Regions from separate parts of the Homo sapiens genome. Here region 1 is linked to region 2. A link is an interaction called in ENCODE POLR2A ChIA-PET data of the cell type or tissue named here. Cell type or tissue: PC-3. All regions are shown on one strand. Each heading gives the region's core, and the rest is flanking DNA. Links, peaks and the distances in the headings are about the cores only.

Evidence for each region. Peaks named below come from ENCODE experiments on the same cell type or tissue, not always from the same donor. Only the 100,000 strongest peaks of a DNase experiment are listed, where the experiment ranks them.
Region 1: POLR2A ChIA-PET joins it to region 2 with 6 read pairs; 3 of 35 experiments call an interaction of 5 or more read pairs at or near these places.

The regions. Positions count from the first base shown.
Region 1 is chr7:13,825,264-13,829,620 of GRCh38, forward strand. No RefSeq gene overlaps it. Among named protein-coding and RNA genes, the nearest start is that of ETV1, 160 kb to the right of the region's middle. In PC-3, for the core only: no CTCF peak of the experiment used is centred there; a DNase peak (open chromatin) is centred at 1,698; H3K27ac peaks cover 2,118 bases.
Region 2 is chr7:13,978,942-13,983,298 of GRCh38, forward strand. All of the region lies in intron 5 of ETV1 (ETS variant transcription factor 1), which reads right to left. Among named protein-coding and RNA genes, the nearest start is that of ETV1, 8.5 kb to the right of the region's middle. In PC-3, for the core only: no CTCF peak of the experiment used is centred there; DNase peaks (open chromatin) are centred at 920 and 2,360; H3K4me3 peaks cover 689 bases; H3K27ac peaks cover 2,427 bases.

The sequences.
Region 1 (4,357 bases), core at 641-3,140, 150 kb before region 2:
TTGCAGAACAAGAAGTAGCTAACATTGTCTCCATAGTCCATTAACAAAATAAATAAATAAATCAGGGTGTTATATGAACCTTCCGCATGTCTGCATTGTATCACAAGAATACTTTCCAATGCAGAAGACAAGAAACGGGCAGAGGAAATCAATGGTGCTTCTGTTTGAGCATGGGTCAAGTTGGGCACTAGTGGGAAATTGGAGGGCAGAGGAAGATAGAAGCCAAGGTATCTCTGTCCTTCTCTCATTTCCTTGGATAGCATCTTCAGTAGTGGGTAAGTCTCATTAACTCTGGCACAGGCCAAGCCTCCTGGCAGGTTTCTAGATTCCACATCACCTCCATACCAGGAGGTCCTCCATACTACAGAATGGCAGCACTTCCTGCTGATACTAATCTCTGGCTTACCTAAACAACCTCTGTTTGGTTCCTTTGATCTTTCATCAAGTGCACAACCCATTCTAGGCATTTAATTCCCTCTGTTTAAAATAATTTGTGATTTTTACTTTCCTATTTGACTTTGATACACTATTACGTGTATCAGACAAATAAAATTAAGAATGGAAAATGTAAACCTTGTCTAAATCTGGGATCTTCTTTGTGCAAAGAATTGAGTAGTTAGAAATTACTAATAATTATCTCATTTCTTCTTTCATGTTTGTTTTATACTTTAAGATCAGCTTTTGAGTCCAAATTACTAATGTATTTTTTGAAAAATCAATGTCAGAAATTCCAAGATTTTTTTAAAAATATAGGCTATTACACAGCAGTCAAATAATTAGGATTTAAAGGCTATGCACAACACCTAGCACAATACCAAAAAAGAAAATAAACACTATCAAATCTTTATAAACAGAAAATGCCAGTAATCCCACTTTGCTTGACCTTTCATATCTGTAATAATGGCATAATTATTCTAAGAAGAGAAACTGAATTTTATTTTTTATTCCAATGTGATAACAATAAAAGATATACTATGAAACAAAAATGTAACACCAAAATGAATAAAAATAAATAATAATTTAAAACCATAAATACCAATAATAACAACATCAAACAAATATTGATAAATTGCCATTTTGTGTTAAACATCACACTACCGTTAAACACTTAGTGAAGGCATCAACTCTCTGGGCCTCAAGTTCCTTTTGGGGAAACCGAAGAGCTTAGATCACAATAGTTTTTCCCAACCATTGATCCTCAGGTCTACCAGTTTATGTAACTGAAGATCATACTGGCCGGGCACGGTGGCTTACACCTGTAATCCCAGCACTTTGGGAGGCTGAGGCGGGCGGATCACGAGGTCAGGAGATCGAAACCATCCTGGCTAACATGGTGAAACCCTGTCTCTACTAAAAATACAAAAAATTAGCTGGGCGTGGTGGCAGGCGCCTGTAGTCCTAGCTACTCGGGAGGCTGAGGCAGGAGAATGGCGTGAACCCAGGAGGCAGAGCTTGCAGTGAGCCGAGATCGTGGCACTGCACTCCAGCCTGGGCAGCAGAGCAAGACTCCGTCTCAAGAAAAAAAAAAAACAAAGATAATATTAATTTACCTATTGCAACATCCATTACTTAAATTAAAAATCAAATAATTATGTAGGAGATGTTTGCTTTAGAACAGACATCTTTCTGTTCTAAAGTTTATGGTCCTCTGAGAAGTCAGATGAGCTGGCTCATGACTCAGTTACCGTTTCTGACTCAGTTGATAACTCCTAGCTAGTACATTAGTTTTAAACAGCACATTGCTTTTTTAAATTCTAGGTCAAACGTTGTTTAATTTATATCCATAACTGACCATTTGTTAAAGACAGGAAACACAGGGAACACTGACGTTGAAATGCAATAAGGAAACTAGGGACATAATAATATAATTTTGCAAATTTTGTTCATTTTCTCTTCATCAGATCAAAATTCTTGTGTGTATTTAGTACTTCAAAAATCCATTTGAAAAGCATAAACTAATGTAATGATTATTAAACATGGCTTTGAATCATGAGAAATAAAAAAATTAACCCGCAAACAATGTGTTATTTGCAGACATTTCAAATACCAATTTGAATCTCTTCTTATCTATGCAGTCAGAAACAAAACATGATAATCATAAAGGTAAAAGAGTCCATTTTTTTTTTAAGTACGGAGCAAGAATTCTACACATCTGGTCATAATTGAGCACTTTTTTTCATATTATAACATGCATTTTAAATGTATATTTCAATTGCTATTTATTCACAAAACCAAATATGCCATACTATTAGATTGTTTCTTTTTCAACAAATTTTGGCCTTTAAAATAAAATTAAAATTTTCTTAGAAACTGATTTTTAATGGAAAAGGTGGAAATTTATATTGTTATGTATTATTTCTGTTCTTAAGGTTGCACTTAAATATTTTATATTTTTAAATAATTCATTTACCCAAAACTATATGTATATATTTACTTACTTAAAATATATTTATTACGTGTCACCCAAAAATTACTTTAAAAATTAAAATTCTACAGACTGTGTGGAGCTATATATTGGACCGAAAGCTTTTTTTCAAGTCAAAGGCGTTTGGGACATGCTTCCCTTAGCTAATCTCCAAGACGTCATGAATCCAGTGGCTTTGATGATCCAAATTAGACTATTCTGAAAGGAATTCTGATGTCATTGTTTGGATCCTTAAATGACTAACTCAAAGAGAAAACGGAAAAAAAATTGTCTGCAAAAGAACCATTCATTAAAAATCTTATCTCTGTCTTCTACTTTCCCCTCCCTCTCTTCTCTCATCATGCCCTCTTTGTGGCTGTATGATCCAGTTTTGTACAGTCAGAAACAAAATCAGCCCTCATAAAAACATTCATGTCATCTAAAAATGTTTTTATAGAAACTTACTTTTCCCACGTTGGGAAATAAGAAGGGTTTCTGTTTGTGGCATTTGAAAGTCTGGAGTCTGGTATTTAGGATATCTATTTACTCTTTTCCCCCTTTATTTCTTTTTATTTATTTATTTATTTATTTTTGAGATGAAGTTTCACTCTTGTTGCCCAGTCTAGAGTGCAATGGCATGATCTCTGCTCATTGCAGCCTCTGCCTCCCGGGTTCAAGCGATTCTTCTGCCTCAGCCTCCCGAGTAGCTGAGATTACAGGCACCCGTCACCATGCCCAGCTAATTTTTATATTTTTAGTAGAGACAGGGTTTCATCATGGTCAGGTTGGTCTCAAGCTCCTGATCTCAGGTAATCCACCCGCCTCGGCCTCCCAAAGTGCTGGGATTACAGGCATGAGCCACCGCGCCCGGCCTTCCCCTTTTATTTCTAACTTTACAAAACAAAAAGCCTGAGTCCTTAATCATAATGGGACTGAATTTTATGGAGGATGGTCTGTATATAGATGCGAAATGTTCTTGATTTGAATGTTTACATGGAATTCATAGGTTGCATAGAAAAAAAAACAAAGACTCTCAAAAGCGGCATGTTCACTTTTCAGATTCTGGTCATTGTGTGTAAATTACAGAAAGAAGAATTCTAGTGAATGCCTACTTAACGAATTTTCTAGTTTGCAATATCAAACACCAGTTCCTGAAAATTTTTTCAATGAAAATGTCTAATTCTGTGTTTCTACCCTGAAAGTCCCTGTAGCTTGGGATCACAGTTTAAATTACTATTCTCAACATAAATTCGTCACTTTTGGAGCTGAGTGGAGACTTACTCTGTCTCCTTCTTGGAGAATAATGAAGAAAGCAGCTTTATATCAGAAATGTTGCCCAGGTAGCTGAGACTGTAGTTTGAGTTTAACAGCAGGTGTCTTGCGTTTGATAATTATTACCAGCACCTAATCTGCTACCTGTCTTTTTTAGTGACTGGAAATTAGGGCAATGGTGTTTCAAGAGACTGCTGAGAATAAAGTTAAAGCTGCACAGAGATGAATTATTCTTCTAAAACGGGCCTCTGCACAGGGTACGTTAACACTGCCTAATGAATCTCATGGTGAAATTTTGAAATGCATAAAAATACCAACACTATACAAGGGGATAGGGTGTTCTTGTTATACAATACCAATTTTACAACGACATGTATTCTACTGATGGTGATTTCAAAGCATCTGGATGGAATAAAACACACTCAACACCAAGGCTATGTTGAACAACTTTTATAACTTGCAAGGCCTAGAGTCATCATGAGCATGTATAATGCATCTCTACCGATGTACAAAATTCATTGTATTTGTCATGCCTTTTATATGTCATGAGGAGAATATTTTTGTAGTGATTAGTTCAATACTGAATCATTGAAACATAGCCATAATTGAAAATAATAAAGCAGTGAATACTACAATATAGGCACTATTTTATAGAGACATAATCCATTGTATATTTCAAAT
Region 2 (4,357 bases), core at 836-3,335:
GCACTCTACCCCCGCTACCAAACAAAATCAAACAAATTAATAATTTTTTCAAGTTTTAACTGATACCTATTTGATCAGCCTATATTGCAAGGAGAATTTTTTTCTCTTCATATTGCTCCAATATCTGATACTGTGGGTAACAACTTCAAAGTTAGCAAACTGCAAATCTTAATTCTGTGACATGCTAGTTGTGCAACTTTGGTTAAGTTTCTGAACCTCTTAGAACTGAATTTTACTTATCAGTTTACTAGTGAAAATACAGTTTTTTGGTGAGGATTAAATGAAACAGTCTAAACGCAATGCCAGCTACTCAAGAAATGTTCCTTATTTTCTTCTTTCCAGTCCTCTACCCACCAACCCTTGTCTTTCAAGTCATCCACAAAAAAGTACATGTCATTACAACGCTCAGTTTAATATCTTTACTTCTAATGAAGTCTACTAGAGAGGCAACGAAACAGCTAAAATCTGTACATTAGCATTCTCTCAGCTATTAACACAACATATTTTTTTGACACTGCAGAAAAAAATGTTCTAAAAGATTCATAAATTACAAGGCGAAGGGTGTGCTTTCAAGTAAGTCTTCATATCAAAAAAATTACAAGTGTTTTAAATATATATTTAATAAATAACAGCAAGTACACAGATTCAAATCCTGCACATTTTTCCCATTATATCATTGTTTTGGTTTTCCCTCAGAATTAACAGCTAAACAGATATAACTATTGAGATGCAAATATATCAACCACAACAATTACTGGGCTTTTAAAAAGCCAACATTTATAAGAATCTAATAAAAATATAATATCCCTTTACAGGAAAAGTTAAAAATAGCTGGTGAGTAACAAAAGTATACTTGTAACTGAATATGATGGTATGAATGTTCTAAAGGTCTTTTGTTTGTTTTTGTAGCATCGTAAGCAGATTTGCAACTTCCTAATATATGTCACTGCAAGAGCAGCACAGACTCACTGATGGGTGTGTGATGTGTGCTGGAATATGTGTGAGGAAAAAAGGGCCAAATTTTAGGAGTAGAATAATCTAGAAGTTATACCTCGCAAATATACAGAAAATAGCTGCACGATAACAATCTGTAAAGAGTAAGAATAAGAATTCCTATTTCTGTTCTAACTCCTTAACATACTGAATAAATACTTCACACTTATTCCTGAACATATTACAGAATTTTAACAAAAAACATATGACTCACATTTTCACAGAAGCTAATCTTAAGAAACTGAATAGACCAAACGAAGCAGCATGCTACTTAAATAGACAAAGGCTTAAGTATACCTCTAATTTCAAGTTAGAGTAAACGGAAAGCAGTTAACTAAAAACACAAGTTGGATCTAGGCAAGGAAAATATGACAAAGTATTGCCACACTTGTATCATACATTTCCTTTTTTCTTCAATTCAGGGGAATACTGTGAAGGAGCAAACTGCAGCTGCCTGAAAACTTGCAGCAAGCCATACCAACTCCAAAGTTGAAAATTAACAATAGAGGTCAGCCTAAAAAAGCAATGTTTTTTCCACTACTATCTATTATAAACTGTGCTGGATATAATCACCTTTGGGGAATGAAAATGTTTCCCCACACTATGTAATTAAAGACGAAGGGGAAGAGGAGGAAAGGAGAAGGGGAGAAAGTATATACCAAAAGACCAATAAAATGCTTTCAAGGAGATTAAGCATGTGGATTTTATTGGTAATAGCTGGAGCGGCTCTATCAGTTCATTGCACGTTAATAGACCAGTTGCCATCAAGTCTCAGGATGTCGGCTTTAAAAGGGCAGTATCTGCACTCTCAGCTATTTGTTTTACCTAGATTATTATCCAAAGTTGTTTTACTGTTTTCTGTCTTTTTGCTACGTATCAATGCATATTATCAGAAAGAAATTCATAAAAATATTAATCATGACCTATATGTCACAAACTCACCAATTCTCCTTTTTAATTTTAATACTTTTCTTAACTAATATTGCCTTAGAGATGGGTAATTTTAAATATAGCTTGCCTTTATGTTATGCTTATTTTTAACTTTCAAATGAAATAATAATCATTACTTAAGAAAAAGTAAGCGATGAAAAAGTTTCCAAGGTTGGCTGCAGGGAAGCGAAAACCCTCCTATTCTTACAAACTATGTGCCTGTTGGGTTTTTTTTTAAAGCTAAGGAAAAAGTGGAAGAATTACAAATAAAACAAACGTCAAGTATAAAAGGGGTTAATATTTAATTAAAACCAGTTCTATCCACTGTAACAATGACCTGGAGCCAAACAAGGCGGAAGATGTATGAGTCATTCTTTCTGCCCGTGAATGAGACAGCTGATCTCCTCAGCAATTCCTCAAGACAAGCAGGCAGAACTGGAGTTCTGCCTCCATTCACAAAAACACAGTCCAGCATATGAGCCATGTGGCCCAACCACAATCTTTTCATGTCACACCCTTCCAGGGAGCTAAAGCAAGTAAACTTGGACTTGCAATATAAACACACCAATTTTATTGCTCTGTCTCAGAGCTCAGATCCATTAAAGGAACACATTTAAATAAATGACGTTTACAAAGTTACATACATACATACATACATACATACATACATATATATATATACACACACACAAATACATACATGCATCCTGCTTTACAGAGTAACTTGTTACAGAAACTTGCATGTATAAAACTAAGGAAGAAAAAAGGAAAAGACAGAAAGATGCAAAGAAGGTTTCAAGAAAGGGAAAAGAAAAACCATTACGGAAATGCCTTATTTTTCTTTTCTATTATCCAACTATTTTTATCATAAGAATACTGTAGATTGTTTGCTGAACTTTGTAGCATTTCTCTTTGAATCAAAGAGTTAGAAACAAATTTCTCATGAGAAATTTAAATTTTATTTCAAATAAGAAGTAAAAAAAGAAAAATCCACCTTCCTACAGTGGTATGCTGTTTAATCCTAAATTGAAGCTACAGGCCATGGAACAAAATAATCATGAGTCCACTAAGCTTGGTTTTATACCACATCCACTTTTAACATTAAAATGATTGTACAAATGTAAAAGCATTAATTATGCAGAAGTATAAACATATTTAAACATACAAAAAGGAGGCAACTTTCCAATGACAAAACACCTTTAATACTTGATCAAGGCATTATTTCCATATTTCTATATTCTTACTGTAACAGTAAAGTTTTAGTCGTTGTGTCAAATCAGCTTCAATTCCTAACTAAAACTGACCTGCAGTAACTTGAAAACTTAAGGGAAGCTCAGAGCCAACTAGCCGTTGTTTCTAGCCAAATATTTTCTCTAATGCTACAGAGGTCTGACTCTATTATTATTTTTTATTATAACATTATACACAAATCAAAGGGAATAAAGTTATACTACAAAATGTAACAAACTGCACATTTCCTATAACTGAAATAGAAAAGCTTAGCAATATTTTATTTATTAGGATCCTCTGGAAAAACTACACTATACTACACCAAATCCTATTTTTCTATTTTTAAAAAAAATTTCTATTTTGTAAATAAAACATGGATGAAAAAACATTTATGCAATTCCAATGAATGTTTAGAAATAAAATATACTTTATCTGCTGTCTTTAAGTCAAACTCAAATGGGAAGTCTTTCTCTCATATTTTAGATTATTTTCTAGCACATCAAAAAGAGGGGTGATAGCCCATCCTCTCCCCGCCCACACACACATGAAATTATTGTTGTTCAATTATAAGAGATTATATGGAGTTCTGTAATTCAATGCTTAATTCTAAATTCATGTTTTATGTAAACCACATAAAATAATGTCGTTTTTAAAGCCTTTAATCCTTATTGCACCAAGTGGGGGAAAATAATTCATGAGCACATAACCAATTTTATGTTCCATTAAAAAAAAGTAGGATTTCTGAAAAATAAAAATGAGTGTATTATGACTACTGTATATTGTGGATGACATTACACATAGTAAGTAACAATAGCACATATTACTTATGATTTTGAATATAAATTTACCATCAGCCATTAAAGCGAATTGAGGGGAAAGTAATGACATCTCTGCTTTTAAGTTGACCTGACTGTTGTTTGAAGGTCACATAAAACCAAAAGGAAAAAACCCTTATTCGTATGATGTAATAAGCTTTGCTGTAGAAAGGTTGTTCTTGCAGATAAAACTCCTACTCGAAGTGTGGAGGCAGCACTAAACTTGACTCAATACAAAACCACTGGAAAACATTTTACCCTGAAGACAGAGAATATTGTTGATGAAAGTGAACCTGAAAGAACATCTAGACCGGAAACAAAATAACAGTCAAGAGAGCAGCTACACATTTACATCAGATATATACTGAAAATTATTATTTCCCTTTAAG